2 separate regions of the Homo sapiens genome follow, and region 2 is linked to region 1. Evidence: chromatin loops called from intact Hi-C (ENCODE). Cell type or tissue: PC-3. All regions are shown on one strand. Each heading gives the region's core, and the rest is flanking DNA. Links, peaks and the distances in the headings are about the cores only.

Region 1 (6,557 bases), core at 5-5,004:
TTAACCTTTCTTAGATTCATTTTTGATATGTGTGATAGAGGATGAAAATTCTAGGATTCTCTTTGATTAGCACTGATTTTTGGGGGGGGACCTTTGTGAATTTGTCTTTTGTAGCTCCTCCTCCTTCCTTCCCTTTCTTCTCTTTCACAAATATTGATGGAGCAAATAACAAATGCCCTGTATCATAATGGGCATTGCAGATAAAATCAGGCACCTCATTTTATATATGTAAAGATAGATAATATAATTACCATACACAAGTAGATTCAGTCACTCCAAAGTTACATTTGACTCTATAGAAAATCCCTTTGGGAATGAATTTAACAAAGTCTGGATGCTGTTGTTTATTTGCAGTTAACAAGATAATGAAGAAAAATTGTCAGATTTGTGATTTAAGTACTTCCATTTATATTTTATGAATTATCTTAAGGAAGCAAAAGATCTACATTTTTTTTCAAAGGGGCCAGAATTAAAAATGTCCAGTACAGGTTTAGTCTTTTAAAAGCCAATGCAAGTAATAAAGGTTGTGTTAAATTAAGTCCAGTCCATCATTCGTCATTTTCAATTTTAAAGCTAACATTTACCATGTGCTAGTTCAAGCCAACTTTACAAAGCCTGTCACTGTGATATCTAATGTGGTGAATCCCACTTGAGTTTCTAATGTCTTCTCCTGACATTTCTTCAGGAGTGACTGATAGTGCCACAGGTCCAGATGGACTGAATAGTGGGGATTGATACTGATACAAATGAAGCTTAGAAACAAGAAAGAGTTATGGAAAACACATCTTAGTGAAAGATCATGTCTTATTCTGATGACTTGTTTAAAATACAACATAATTTTTCCATGATGTTAGAGAGATAACACATTTCCATGTATATTTCCATAAATGTTTCAAGTAAAAATGGGTAAATAAGCACTAAAAGATATCATTCACATGCACACAGTTATAAGGTTATATCTGCAAAATTTATAACTATAGATATCACATCAAAATCAAAATTAAGAGAACAGATATTTTTAAAAACCTTCTTGTTTGTCAGGTGGTTACTGAACTACTTGTCATCATAGGACTAATTTGTCTTTCTAAAGGTAAAATCATGACAGATATTAAGTGTAGAATGAAGGTAGGAGTATTCAATACATTTTGTGGTATTGGTTTAGACACCAGGAAAGCTCCTGGGAAAATTCCATATGCTAGTGAAACTATAAATTGCATTGAGTGTTTATTGGTTTCTGTCATGGTATAGTAGGTATTGGTTAGTGATTTTTTTAAAAAGGAAAATTCATTTGTTTGTAGCTTTCATTTCTCAGTTATGTGTTTTCAGGAAGGTGCATTTGTCTTATGAAGGTGGTATAAAGGAACTACTTTAGAATTCAGTTCTCATCACAAACAAATATCTTAATGTAATATATTTATTTTTTCCCAGGGAAGCCAGAGAGGCATATGATATCTGGTGAATAACTATGGCCTACCAATCGTTAAATAAAATGGACACAATTTACTTTTACTTCTTGAAAAAAATTTTCCCCATCAAAAGGATCATTAATTCAAATAAAATTCAAAGTGGTGTATTTAAAATACACACTTTTCTTCTAGTAATCTCAAAATCAACCTGGTTTGTACAACATAAAAGATGTAAACTCTCAATCATATGAAATTTTCTTTCACTGCATTAATATTCAGTGAAGCTTGTGATTTTAGCAAATCTCTTCTGCTGGTTTAGAGGGAACAACAAAATATCAGGCTTTTAGGGTGTGCTTCCAATACTGCCCTGGGTAGACATGGGGAGAATTCAGGTCATAGAATTTAATGACTTTTTTTCAAAAGCAAAACACATGCACACTAATAATTTAAATAACCTTTCTTGTCAACAATAGAAATATGTAACACAGCAATAGCTGATTAATAGCAAAATTAATGGTGTAGGCAATAATTGCTAAAGGAGTTCACAAGAAAAGATTGCTTTACTGGAGAGGTGAGATACACATTAATGCAAAGTTAGGAATTGAGCTGAGAAATGAAGAATGGAAACAGGGCAGGAAAGTCATTCTAGGATTAAGAAGTGTGAGAAATGCCCACAGCTAAGGCAGAGGGATAAGAAAGTAAAATGATCGTTTTTAAGATAAGAATGAGCATGGCTATATGAAGGGTATCTGTATAGAGTAGAAAAACTAGAAAATTAGCTTAGAGTCAGGATATGATGACTTTTGAATGCCTGGCTATGTGATTTTGTCTTTATCTCTTAAATCAGAATTTCACAGAGCACAGTCTTCAAAACAGTAGTTTCATAAGATGTGATAGCTATTCCTCGGGGATGCAGTAAGGGCGTGAGTGAGATTTTGAAGTTCAAATATATTTGGGAAATTCTCAATGAAAAAAAAAATTTCCTATAATACACCTTCATGGCGCTATGGTTGTATTAATGTGCATTGTGAAACTCCAAGAGGAAGACAGAGACCAGATGAACCCCCAAACACATTTGAATGTGAAATGTTTTTCCCGTGAATCATCCCACAGCGTAGATGTGTACATAGAACAAAACTTAGGAAATACTGTTTTTTTTGTCGCTGTTGAGCAGGAAGGTGAAGAAGTTTTATTGGCTCTATTGTGTGCCAACAGTTTATTAGAGAGTAAGAATGTAGAGATACATAAGAAGTACACATTATCTTGAAAGAGCTCATAGTGTAGTTATAAACAAACCCCCCAAAAGTGTGACAGCACTTCATGCATGCAATAATAAGACTCCAAAGGGAGAGGCAGGCATACTGTAGTGTTTAGGCACATGGACTTTGGATCCAGACCACTGATGCTTGAATTTTGGTTCCATCACTAACCAGCTATGTGGTATTGGATAATATACTCTCCTTTCTGTGCCTCAGTTTTTTCACCTGTAAAATGGACAAACTAAGACCAACTCCAGATGGTTACTATAAAGTTTATAATGCATATAAAGCATGTTAACAGTCTGGTATGTAATAACTTCTATGTAAATATTCAGTTATTATGTAGTATAAAAACTTTATAATATAAAAATATAATAATATAATATAGAAACCTTATAAAATTGTAATCATATTATAAAAACATTAACATATAAAAACATAAATGCCTTCATGTCTTCCAGAAATATGAAATAATTCTACATTTCTCAAACATACTATATGAAGAGTTAAGAGATGAAAGATGAGGCTGGAGAGATGTAGATGTTTTACTGAAAAGTTTGCACTTTATTGTGTAGGTGAAGAGGAGTCAAGGAATGATTCTAGGAAGAAAATCATGATCAGATTTATAATTTCAAAAAGTTATTCTGGTGACAAGCGAAGAGGCTCTTGCTCTTGCAACACATGTTTAAGAAATGGGGGCCTGTACCAAGGCTGAGTCAGGTAAAATGGAGAGAAAATATCTAGTCCAAAAATATTTAGGGAATATAATTATAAACCCATGATGATTGAAGGGATGCGAAGGAGAAGGAAGAATTGAGAATACATGTTGAGTTTGTAGCTCGAAATACTAAATGAAAAATATCATCACTAATCAATTTTGGAGAACAAAAGAGGAGCAGAATGAGATGTGGGTTAGGAACAGTGCAGGAAGACGAACAGTAAGATTAAATTGTTGTCCTTTCAAGTTTGAGGTCCTAATGGTACATACAGGGGGATCTACCTAAGAGATAATTCAGACATATATCTCGAGCCATGGAGCAAGATTTTATTATAGCTAGAGGTAAAGATTGGTAAGTCACTACTATACCACAACATATAACATGTAAAGACAGGGGAAATGATGAGAATGCCTACACAGACCATATACTCAAGACAGGAGGAACAGCAAGGGTATGATCTGAGAAAAAGAAATACACAACAAAAAGTTTAAGACTCGAATTATGCAAATGGTGTTTTGGAAGTTGTCGTATGCTCTATTAATGTTCAATTCAAAATGGGACTTCCATTGTTCCCTCAGGAGTCATTGTGATCAACACTCCCCTGCCCCCCAACAGACACACACACATGTGCACATACACACACATACACACAGAATCCAATGTTCTTACTTATTGACGGACAGAATCAGAGACAGGGTACTCTTTTTCCCTCCTTCTTGACATTATTATATAGATTTGTTTCTTCAAATAATTCCATAGTACATATTTGAAGACCACTATCTACCAAACACGGTGACTTGAATATGCAATATGTGGAGTATTTAAATTACATGATATGAGCGCAAAAATACCTTAAGGAGAAAAAGGTATTAGAAAAAAAGAGACAATGATATGTCAAGTATTACTCTGTACATGTTTCTTAAGAAGGAGGGAGGCTGGAAGGTCACGCTAAGAGCAAATGCACATGCTGCTCTTTCTATGTAAGTCTCAGGGTCATTGCTACATATTTTAATAAGACCAAGGAAACATATGTGATTTATTCCAATTTGGAAAACAGAATGCTGCTGGGAAATGATGTGGCATAGTGGAACAAGGCGTTGGTGTCAGAGAGATCTTAGTTGGCTTTATAGCATCATCCCTTTCTTGGTAAAGAACTTTGGAAAAGATATTTAACCACTGTGTGCCCCTATTCCTTCATATGAAAAAAGATACAATGTAATATTCACCTCAGATTGTTTATCAATTTACTAGCTGATGATCATTTGGCTATTATGTTATATACTATGGCTCTATGAACATTGATAAACATTTTTGTAGACATATTCATATTTTTCTTCATAAAATATCTGTTTGAGATTGCTAGATAATATACAAATGTTTAACTCTATAAGAAGGTGCCAAACCACTTTCCCAAATTTTTTGCCGCATTTTGCATTTCTGCCAACAATGTATGAGAGTCTAGTTGCTGTAACATCCTTGCCCAAATTTGCTGTGGTCAACTTTTGTACTTTGAGTCTAAAGGACGTGTAGTGATCTTTCATTGTGGTTTTAATGTGTGTTTCTCTTATGATTAAAAAATGTAAGCATCTTTTCATGTTTTTTGGCCATACTTTTTTTTTGGTCAAAATTATGTTTAATCTTTTGACCATTTATTTGATTGGGTTGTTTGCCTTATAATTATTCAGTTGTATGAGTTCTTCATGTATTCTAGATACAAGTTCTTGTTCTTTATCTAATACATGTTCTGCAAATATTTTCTCCATCTGTGGCTTGCTTTTCATCTTCTTAACAAAGTCTTCCTAAGACAAAATTTAAAAATTTTGATCAACTACAGTTTATCATTTTTTGTTTCAAAATTTTTGCTTTTTAATCTTATTTTGGAAGTGTTTACCTTATCCAAAGTCACATAAATCTATGTTTTTCATAATTTTTTGATCTTGGCTCTTATGTTTAAGTTTATACTTCATTTATAGTTATTTTTATGTGATATGAGATAAAAAGTCAAGGTTTATTATTATTCCTTTTTGCACATGGATATTACATCCAACTATTGTAGTGACAGTTGTTGAAAAGATCATCTTTTTTTATTAAGCATACATTTGCCATTTGTTGAAAATCAACTGACCAAATGTATATTGGTCAATTTTCAAACTCTGTATTGTTTTCCATCAGTCTATATGCCTGTCTTTATGACAACATCACACTATTTTTACAATGTAGCATTATGTTATGTCTTTAAATGAAATAATGTAATTTCTCTAATTATGTTCTTATTGTTTAAAATTCTTTTTTGGCTATTATAGGTTCTTTGGGTCCATGTAAATTTTAGAATCAGTTTGTCAATTTCTATAAAAATATGTTGAAATTTTAATTGAGATTTTATTAAATATGTAGATCACCAATAGTAGTATCTTCATAATAGTGTGTCGTCTAATCCACGAATATGGTATATCTCTACATTTATTTATGTCTTCTTTAATTCTTTTTCTTATTATACTTTAAGTTCTAGGATACATAAGCACAACGTGCAGGTTTGTTACATATGTATACATGTGCCATATTGGTGTACTGCACCCATTAACTCATCATTTACATTAGGTATATCTCCTAATGCTCTCCCACCCCCCTCCCCCTACCCCACAACAGGCCCTAGTGTGTGATGTTCCCCATCCTGTATCCAAGTCTTCTCACTGTTCAATTCCCACCTATGAGTAATAACATGTAGTGTCTGGTTTTCTGTCCTTGTAATAGTTTGCTCCAAATGATGGTTTCCAGCTTCATCCATGTCCCTACAGAGGACATGAACTCATCCTTTTTTATGGCTGCATAGCATTCCATGGTGTATATGTGCCACATTTTCTTAATCCAGATTATCAATGATGGACATTCGGGTTGGTTCCAAGTTAGGAAAAGAGGAAGTCAAATTGTCCCTGTTTACAGAAGACATGATTGTATATTCAGAAAACCCCATCGTCTCAGCCCAAAATCTCCTTAAGCTGATAAGCAACTTCAGCAAAGTCTCAGGATTCAAAATCAATGTGCAAAAGTCTTCTTTACATTCTTACAGCAATGTTTTGTCTTTTTCAATGTAAAAATCTTGAGTGTTTTAATAATTTATCTCTATACATTTCATGTTTTTAGATGCTACCATAAGTGGTGTTTTTTAATTTAAA
Region 2 (8,107 bases), core at 1,212-6,211, 310 kb after region 1:
CAGCATTATAATTTGCACCCAGGGCTGGCAAAGCATGCATTCATACCCAATTCATTCTCGATAAGCTCACTAAAGCCAAAGATAATGTCTGTATGCTTTGACCAAACTAGAACTATTATATCTTTTTTATAATTTTCATTAGTCATTTAGCTCCAGTATATTCGTATGCCCTTGATTATACATTTTTATTCTGTATACATTGTTTCTTATATATTTTCTACTTTTCTTCCACAATTTATTTGGTGATATAAAATATACAAGTGTATTTTCTTAAATTACATTACAATTAGAACTATGCATATGACACAAAAATACGAAATGTAGATGATATATATTTTATATACATTTGTTACATAATATAAACATGATTAAATAAAAGATGACAAATTAGATTTATGAATTGTGTGAGAGATGTCATATCTCACATAAAGACACTGAATTTAGCATTTGATCAAAAATTCAAAGATACAGATTTCATCAGTACAGTCCTTATACACATTTAAATTTCTGAGTGTATATTTTGCATTCTATGTAATATTTATTATTTATTCAGTAAAACCAAAGATTAGTATATGCAAAGCAATGAATTCAACATTGTATTTGCAATGACTTGCATTCCCTTTACAAAGATGCTTAAAGCAGTTTAACATCTGATAGCTATGAAGATGAACTTTTTCAAACTTAAGAAATTCTAGAGGCCCACGTTGAAAGATAATATATTCCCTTATGAAAACAAGTAGAACTAAATAGGCGATGGAGAATGTTAAGCTAGAAAGGGGACCCAGAGGGCTCCCTACATTGAATCACATGAGGATATACCCGTTCTTGTAATTGAAGACTTGACATTAATTATTTGTATTTCTTTATGAACAAGTAAAAGGCTTTAAATAGTTTTTGTAATTTATAGAAGTTCTGTTCAGGTTTAGTTGATAAAATATTCTGGTTCTATTCCTTGAGATTTCAGTTTCTGAGCAACAGCAGTTCAAAAATGATTTGTAAGATTGAGTTTATTTTTTATTTTAATGTAAGGGTTCACCAAAGTCCATATTTATAGTTAGAATCATAATTTATTTAAATACTGGGTGATAATCAGGCAAGTCAATAAATGAACAAATCAAAATACACAGGCTAAAGTGAGTAGTAAAAGAGCTTATTGTGTAACAAAGACTAAATAATTTAAAGCAAAATTAAGGTGAGTACTATGCTTCATTCAATAGTTGATGTCTCAGGTGCTTCCTTCCAATTTAAAAGATGAAGAGGAGCTGACTTGATCGGTCCTAGCTGATGTTCCTTGTCCTACCTTCTGTCAATATGAACCACAAAAGCACTGAAATAAGAAAGCTTTTTTTTTTTTTTTGTCGTGGTACGTCTAATTCTTACATGTATCTGAAGAGTCTATTTAATTCATAAAACTTCTATTTTGTGGGTTTTCTTTGAATTTTGGATATCTGAATTTTTTTTTTTTTTTTTTTTTTTTTTTTTTTTTTTTTTTTGAGATGGGGTCTTGCTCTTTCACCCAGGCTGGAGTGCAGTGGCGTGATCTTGGCTCACTGCAACCTCTGCCTCCCCAGTTCAAGTGATTCTCCTGCCTCAGCTTCCCAAGTAGCTGGGATTATAGGTGCCCGCTACCACGCCCATTTTTTTTTTTCTCCAGTAGAGGCAGGGTTTCACCATGTTGCCTTGGCTGATCTTGAACTCCTGACCTCAGGTGATCCACCTGCCTTGGCCTCCCAAAGTGCTGGGATTATAGGCATGATCCACTGCGCCTGGCCTGAAATGTGCTTTTTGATTTAGTTTTGTAGTGTAAGAGGAATACAAATGAATAAAAGACTAATAGATAAGGAGAACAGACAAATGTCCATAATGAAAAGTGCAAAACATGTCCATCTAAGAGAATAAATTTTATTTGGTTTTAAAATAGAAGGAAACGAAAAGAAATAGTAATCTTAAATTAGAAGTTCAAAAATCAGCTACAGGTTTCTGAAGTGATGGCTCAGCCTAAATTTTCTGAACAAATGTGTAACCTATCCCGATTTCCTTCTTGAAAGACTTATTTTCATCTGCAAGGTCCAGAATGCCTGGGTACGATTTAAGCTCTGCCATTAATAAGCATGCACAACACCTGTAGATGTAGTCTTATTTATAAATAGGATCATAAGACTGCATATCAGCTCTTTTAAAAATGTGAGGTCATGCCCACGTAGCCCTTGTCACCTCTCCTGTGATTATCCCTGCAAGAATTTAGCCTTGCTAAGCCTCCTTTCCCTTACCTGTAATAAAGGTGTAATATTAATAGCCACCTCATTGTGAGGTTACGAACTTATTATAAATGTATTTTTCCATATAAGGTTCTTAGCATAGTGTCCAATAAATGTTATTTATTGTTTAGCCAAGGAGGACTAAAGCTCAGCCCTTTATAAGAGAAGCTCCTAGGAAGTCCATGAACCTTCATGCACCAACTCAGCCTCCAAGAGCAGAGTCTGCCTGGATCTGAATAGGACACTTTGGTGTAATAATCTCCATCACGAACTGGGAAGTAGGAAGTGAATATTCGTATCTCCACATTCCACACATAGGAAACCATCTTAAATAAGCTAGATTATTGAGTACAATGTCACATGGCTAGCAGGAGACAGAGCTGAACTTGACCACAGGTCTTCTGATTTCATGTCTTGCCAAATGAGAAAAACTCACAGTCATGTTCCTTCAAATAAAATGTCATCAACTGTGAAACAGTAGGAAAGAGCTACTCTAGTGTTCAGCAATCAGTAGCAGTAGGCTACTTTTCTTAGCAAAATTCAAGCAGGGCATAAATCTGGGCAAATATGACATCAGAGGTGGACATGAATAGTGACAAGTGCCTCCACGTAAAACCGCCACTCAAATGATCCTGTTATCTTTTGCTAATCTGCAATTTAGTTGTATCAGATTTTTCCTGAAACAAACTAAAGTAACAACTGGGACTTGTAGATCTCACTGTCATTGAGAGGATTTGCTGTCATATTAGTTATGTGAGTTAGTCTTAAATGTGAGGGTATGGATTTTGGAAATTCTGGATTGTTTTGACATACTAGTCTTGTTTTGGTTTGGCTTAATTTTTCTGGAATATCAGAAGCAAATTCAGATATAGCAGATACAAACAAGCTCAGTAATAATATTGGCTTTGTGATAAACATTTTTCTCTTTGCAATAATTTATTCAAGAAGGGCTAATGAGTAAAGAAATATTTTGCTCACTGGAGGATACCATATCTTTTACAGTGCCCAGTTGAGCACATCAATTATTATTTAATCTCTAATGATAATCGATATACAATTAATATAAGAAAATCAAACATTTGCTATATAATTCAGTTCTACAGTGCCTCAGTCTCCCTTAAGAAGCTCGCTTATTTTCTTCCTAAAGTAAACATCTTTTTATGTGCTTCCATTGAGAATGCTACTAAGATGTTCAATCATTGGAAATTTTAATTTCCCAGCTAAAGTTGGTGAGATAAACCTTTCTTTAGATAAGTAAGTTTTGACAAAAAAAAATAAATTACTGCTTCTATCTGATTGTGCAAGTAAAAAATAAGTTGGTTGTATAGAACACAATGAAACTAACATATAAAAAGCATTCAACTATAATTTGTAGATTACTTTGTATGAATGAGCATTGCAGAATGAGCCAATATTGTGTTTGCAAATATCTCTCCACAGAAACAACAAATCTTTGCACTTTTTTCAGCAGTGTATATTAATTTAGAATAATAAAACATCAGCACTATTCAGATATCTGCTCTTTCTATGTCATATTCTTTGCTCACATTTAATATTTATGTCATTTACCTTCCCCTGGGGTGACAATGGCATAATGAAATAGAACATAAAATTAGAAAATCTCTTTACGGTAGCATTCCTATCCTTTGGGAGTCAAGACATCCTTCTTTTCTTGTTTTCATTTTATAACATGCAGCCATTCCTAATTAGAGAACAGAACACCATATATATATGACAAGTGCCTCCACATAAACCCTCCATTCAAATGATCCTGTTATCTTTTGCTAATCTGAAATTTAGTTGTATCGGGTATATATATATATATAATACCCACACACACTTTTCAAGTTAATTAAATAAAATTTAAATCACAGAATAACTTGTTGAAATACTAAATATACTGGGATATCAGAAATTAGTGATTGAGAATCAAGCACTTACATTCTAAAGATAGTGTAGACCAAATACCCCACGTATACCTCTCACTCATTTCTCTGACTTCCCTTGGCATTCACCTTCATTAGAGAAAGAGTACAGCCTTTGCCGATCAAAGTTGATTACAGAGACTCTTGGCTGGTAAAGGCAGTTACTTTGGATGACTCACATCTTTCTGCTTGCACATGGCAGGGATTTGGCACAGTTTTTACAGTAAGACTGTTTCTGTCATCCCCAAGATTTTTCTTTTTCTTTTTAGAAATGTTAAGATTAATTCCGAAAAAAAAATATGATAGTTGTGTAACCATGTAAGGTAAGTCATTGCTCAAGGGTAGTCCTGCCCTTCTAATACTACTTAGGCTTTAAATATCCAATTTATGAAAGAATAAGAAATATTGCTACACTAACCTATTTACTTCATGTTAATAACAACTTCTGGGTGTTCTTCTTATCTGCATCCATTACTCCATGATAATGAGATGCTCCTGCTCTCAGAAGATATTACATCTGAAGGGTGGATGTTCCGTATATAAAGGCACAAACACAGCTAAAACAAAATCATTACATTTATTTTCAAAGTCATTATGTTAGGACCCCAGAATTACTGTTACTGCAAAATTATGTTGGTTTTTGAGCAAGAAAATTGAGAAATTATTCAACCTAGCCATCCCACTACTGAACAGTACATCACACATATCATGAGAAAGATAAAGATCTTAAAGTTAACACATCACCACAGTTCTACATCCTTTTTAATTGATGGTATTATGTTTGAGTAGGTATAGAGTGACAACACTTTATAGGACTCAAAATATTTTCTGACTTGATATTAAAGCCAACATGCAGCTTCCCATGTGAGTTCTCTACTCTTTCCTGAAAACCAGCTGTAGACTTGTTTGACTTGTTTCATTAATTACAAATGAGGGAGTTTAACTTGTATCAGTACCTAAACAATCAAGTTAAAATGACAATTACTTCTTTTTTTAATGTGAAATTTTTGTTCACGCTCACTCAGACAAATAATTAGCTAAGAGAGTTTTTACTTTTTTACTCGGTAAGGCTAAGCCAAATTCCACTTAAGATTATCATATTTCTAGGCTAGCAAAAGCTCATAATTACCTAGTTCACTCTTGTGTCAAATCTTCCATAATCTTTTGGGATGTTTCAATAAGAAAGCCTCACTAAGGTAAAGGAAAAACTTTTTTCCACATTTTATTCCTTCTAAACTGTAAAATAATTAGCAATATACTATGTATAAGCAGTAAATCAAAAAAATGAATAAAATTAGAAAGTTATATAAAAATTGCTTTTTCTGATTTTATTTCATAGAGTTTAATTTAAGAAAAAAAATGGCCACTTATGACTTTCCTACATTAATCTGTTTATTAGGTTCTTTGCTCTCTTCTCCACACAGAGGGAGGTTTATAAATGCATATTGACATGCCCACTGTAGGCTTGTGCGGAAAGGAGAATTAATCCTCCATTGTGTAGCAGTCAACTCCTATTTAGTGGTTTGTCTGCTAAGATCAATACAGGGTCTCTAAGGCATAATGGCTGGCTCCTTTCACTCTTGCTAGACAAACAAATACCCCTTTTAAAAAAGTCAGTTCACGAAGAAGAAAAATAAAAGCTTTTTCTAGGCATAACCAGCCCTGGCTAAAACTTTTCAATAGCCTCAAGTTTGGATTTCAGTGCCCCAGTCTTCATTTCTAGGCCCTTTTCCCTTCTTTAAATGTGACTGCTCTTCAGTCTCTCCCAATTAAAACCTGTCTTCAAGAAATAATTTGATATACATATTTAATCCCAAAGAGATGCCTGTATGAATTCAAAGTCTTAATATGCTACAATTCTCAGGAATACAGCAGTCCCCCATTATCTGAGGGAGATATGCTCCAAGATCCCCGGTGGATGCCTCAAACCAAGGATGGTACTGAACTCAATATTTTTTTTCTATACATATATATCTATGATAAAGTTTAATTTATAAGTTGAGCACAGTAAAATATTAATGACAGTAATTAATAATGAAATAGAAAAATTATAACTATATGTTGTAGCAAACATGGTTTTTCTCCCTCGTAATATCTCATTATACTCTACTCTTCTTCCTCAAGCAATGATGTGAGATGATAAAATACCTACATCATGAGATGAAATGAGGTGACTAACGTAGGCATTGTGACTTAGCATTAGGCTACTATTGACCTTCTAGCAATCATCAGAAGGAGGATCAAATGCTTCGAGTGATCCTGGATCATGAAACCATGACGATGTCAATGGTTTGATGTCAGGAGCAGACAATGTCAATGACTACTGGGCAGGTAGCATATACAGTGTGGATACGCAGGACAGAAGGTTAATTCATGACTCAGGCAGGACAAGTGGGGCAGGGTGACATTTCATCATTCTATTTAGAAGTGCACGTTCCTTAAAACTTATGAATTGTTTACTTTTGGAATTTTCCATTCAATGTTTTTGAACCACAGTTGACATTGAGTAGCTGGAACTATGGAAAGCAAAACAGTAGATAAGAGAGGATACTGTAACTTTGACAAAGAAAAGACTTCTTAGGCAGAATTAGTCTCTGTGGAATTTATGTAATACATGTAGGCATTTGAGACATGGAGTTGAAAGCAAACCATTTCAGTATCATCATAGACAGCAACTTACTCCACCTACTTGTAAGATTATCCTGCAGCTAGGAGGTGCCTGGACGCCTCTTAAAAACCACATCTCTTCTATTTACTGCTTGGCTAACTTCTTTTTATTCCTCTAGATTCAGTTCAAATCTTGCCTCCTTATGGAAGTACTTCCCAAGTACACTCAATTCCCAAGGAATCCTACCATCATTTCTATTATTGCAGTTATTACTCTCAAATGTTATTTTCTGTTTGTCTCTCTCTCCTAGAGGTCACTAACAGCAAGAACTGCTGCTGTTAATTTGTGCCTTTCCACACTTAGCACAGTGTTTGGAGCATAATACCTTCTCCTTCTCCCCCCTGCACCAATATTACATAAGTGGTAGGCAGCAACCAGGGCAGTCAGCTCATTCTCCCTTTCATCTTCTGTCCACCTGTTGAAGGCAGGCATCCAGTAATGGTGGAGAGAGGCAGTGATAGGAAGGAGGCAGATGAGCTAATAGTCAGAGATGCCTCTTTTCACTTACCCCAAAGATGTATTTACTAAAATCGAGAAGCATGAAATGTTTGAAGAAATACATTTTACAGTACCAATGTTTTGTTGAGTGGTTTCAAACTCTTCTAGAAGGAACAGCACAACGCTTAACCTTTCCAAAGTGAGTTGATTACACAATGATTGTTCCTTCAAAGTCAGACTTTGGCCAACTACATACGGCCCACAGGTCAAATGTGGCCCATCTCCTGCTTTTCTACTGCTTACAGGCTTAGAAGAGCTTTTAAATATTTAAATGGTTAGGAAAAAAATCATGTTTCTTGACATGCAAAATTAGTATAAAAATCAAATTTCAGTGTCCCTCCATAAGGTTTTATTGGATTACACTGACTCTTGTTCATTTATGGATTATCTAGGCTTGTTTTTGCATGACAAAAGTAAAGTCGAGTAGCTGTGACAGAGGCAGTGCCGTTCTGCAAAGCCTAAAATGTTTGCCAGTTTGCTTGCCTTTTACCAAAAGAGTGCTCTAAATGGGCATATTAGGAACAGCACAGGCACTCTAAAGACATTATTTACAGCACTTAAAAAAATAATTTAGAAACAATTGAGAGGAGAAAGAGATTCACTTAGGCTTGAAGAGAGTAAGCCATTGGGGCATTCCTCTTTAGGGTGAATAGCAGAGACATAAATGAGATAATTAACAGTTGTTTTCAGGAGGAGTTAGATCCCATAGAGCAGGGAATGTAAACAATAACCTTGGTTGTCTGGAAAGTAGAACAAAA

The links. A loop is a pair of places that touch in the nucleus more often than their neighbours do. Peaks named below come from ENCODE experiments on the same cell type or tissue, not always from the same donor. Only the 100,000 strongest peaks of a DNase experiment are listed, where the experiment ranks them.
Region 2: it touches region 1 in a loop (2.7-fold over the local background); 1 of 110 quality-filtered maps calls a loop at or near these places.

What each region holds. Positions count from the first base shown.
Region 1 is chr7:120,404,686-120,411,242 of GRCh38, forward strand. The region is part of intron 1 of KCND2 (potassium voltage-gated channel subfamily D member 2); the gene reads left to right. Among named protein-coding and RNA genes, the nearest start is that of KCND2, 130 kb to the left of the region's middle. In PC-3, for the core only: no CTCF peak of the experiment used is centred there; a DNase peak (open chromatin) is centred at 2,536; H3K27ac peaks cover 835 bases.
Region 2 is chr7:120,710,789-120,718,895 of GRCh38, forward strand. The region is part of intron 1 of KCND2 (potassium voltage-gated channel subfamily D member 2); the gene reads left to right. Among named protein-coding and RNA genes, the nearest start is that of TSPAN12, 140 kb to the right of the region's middle. In PC-3, for the core only: no CTCF peak of the experiment used is centred there; no DNase peak of the experiment used is centred there.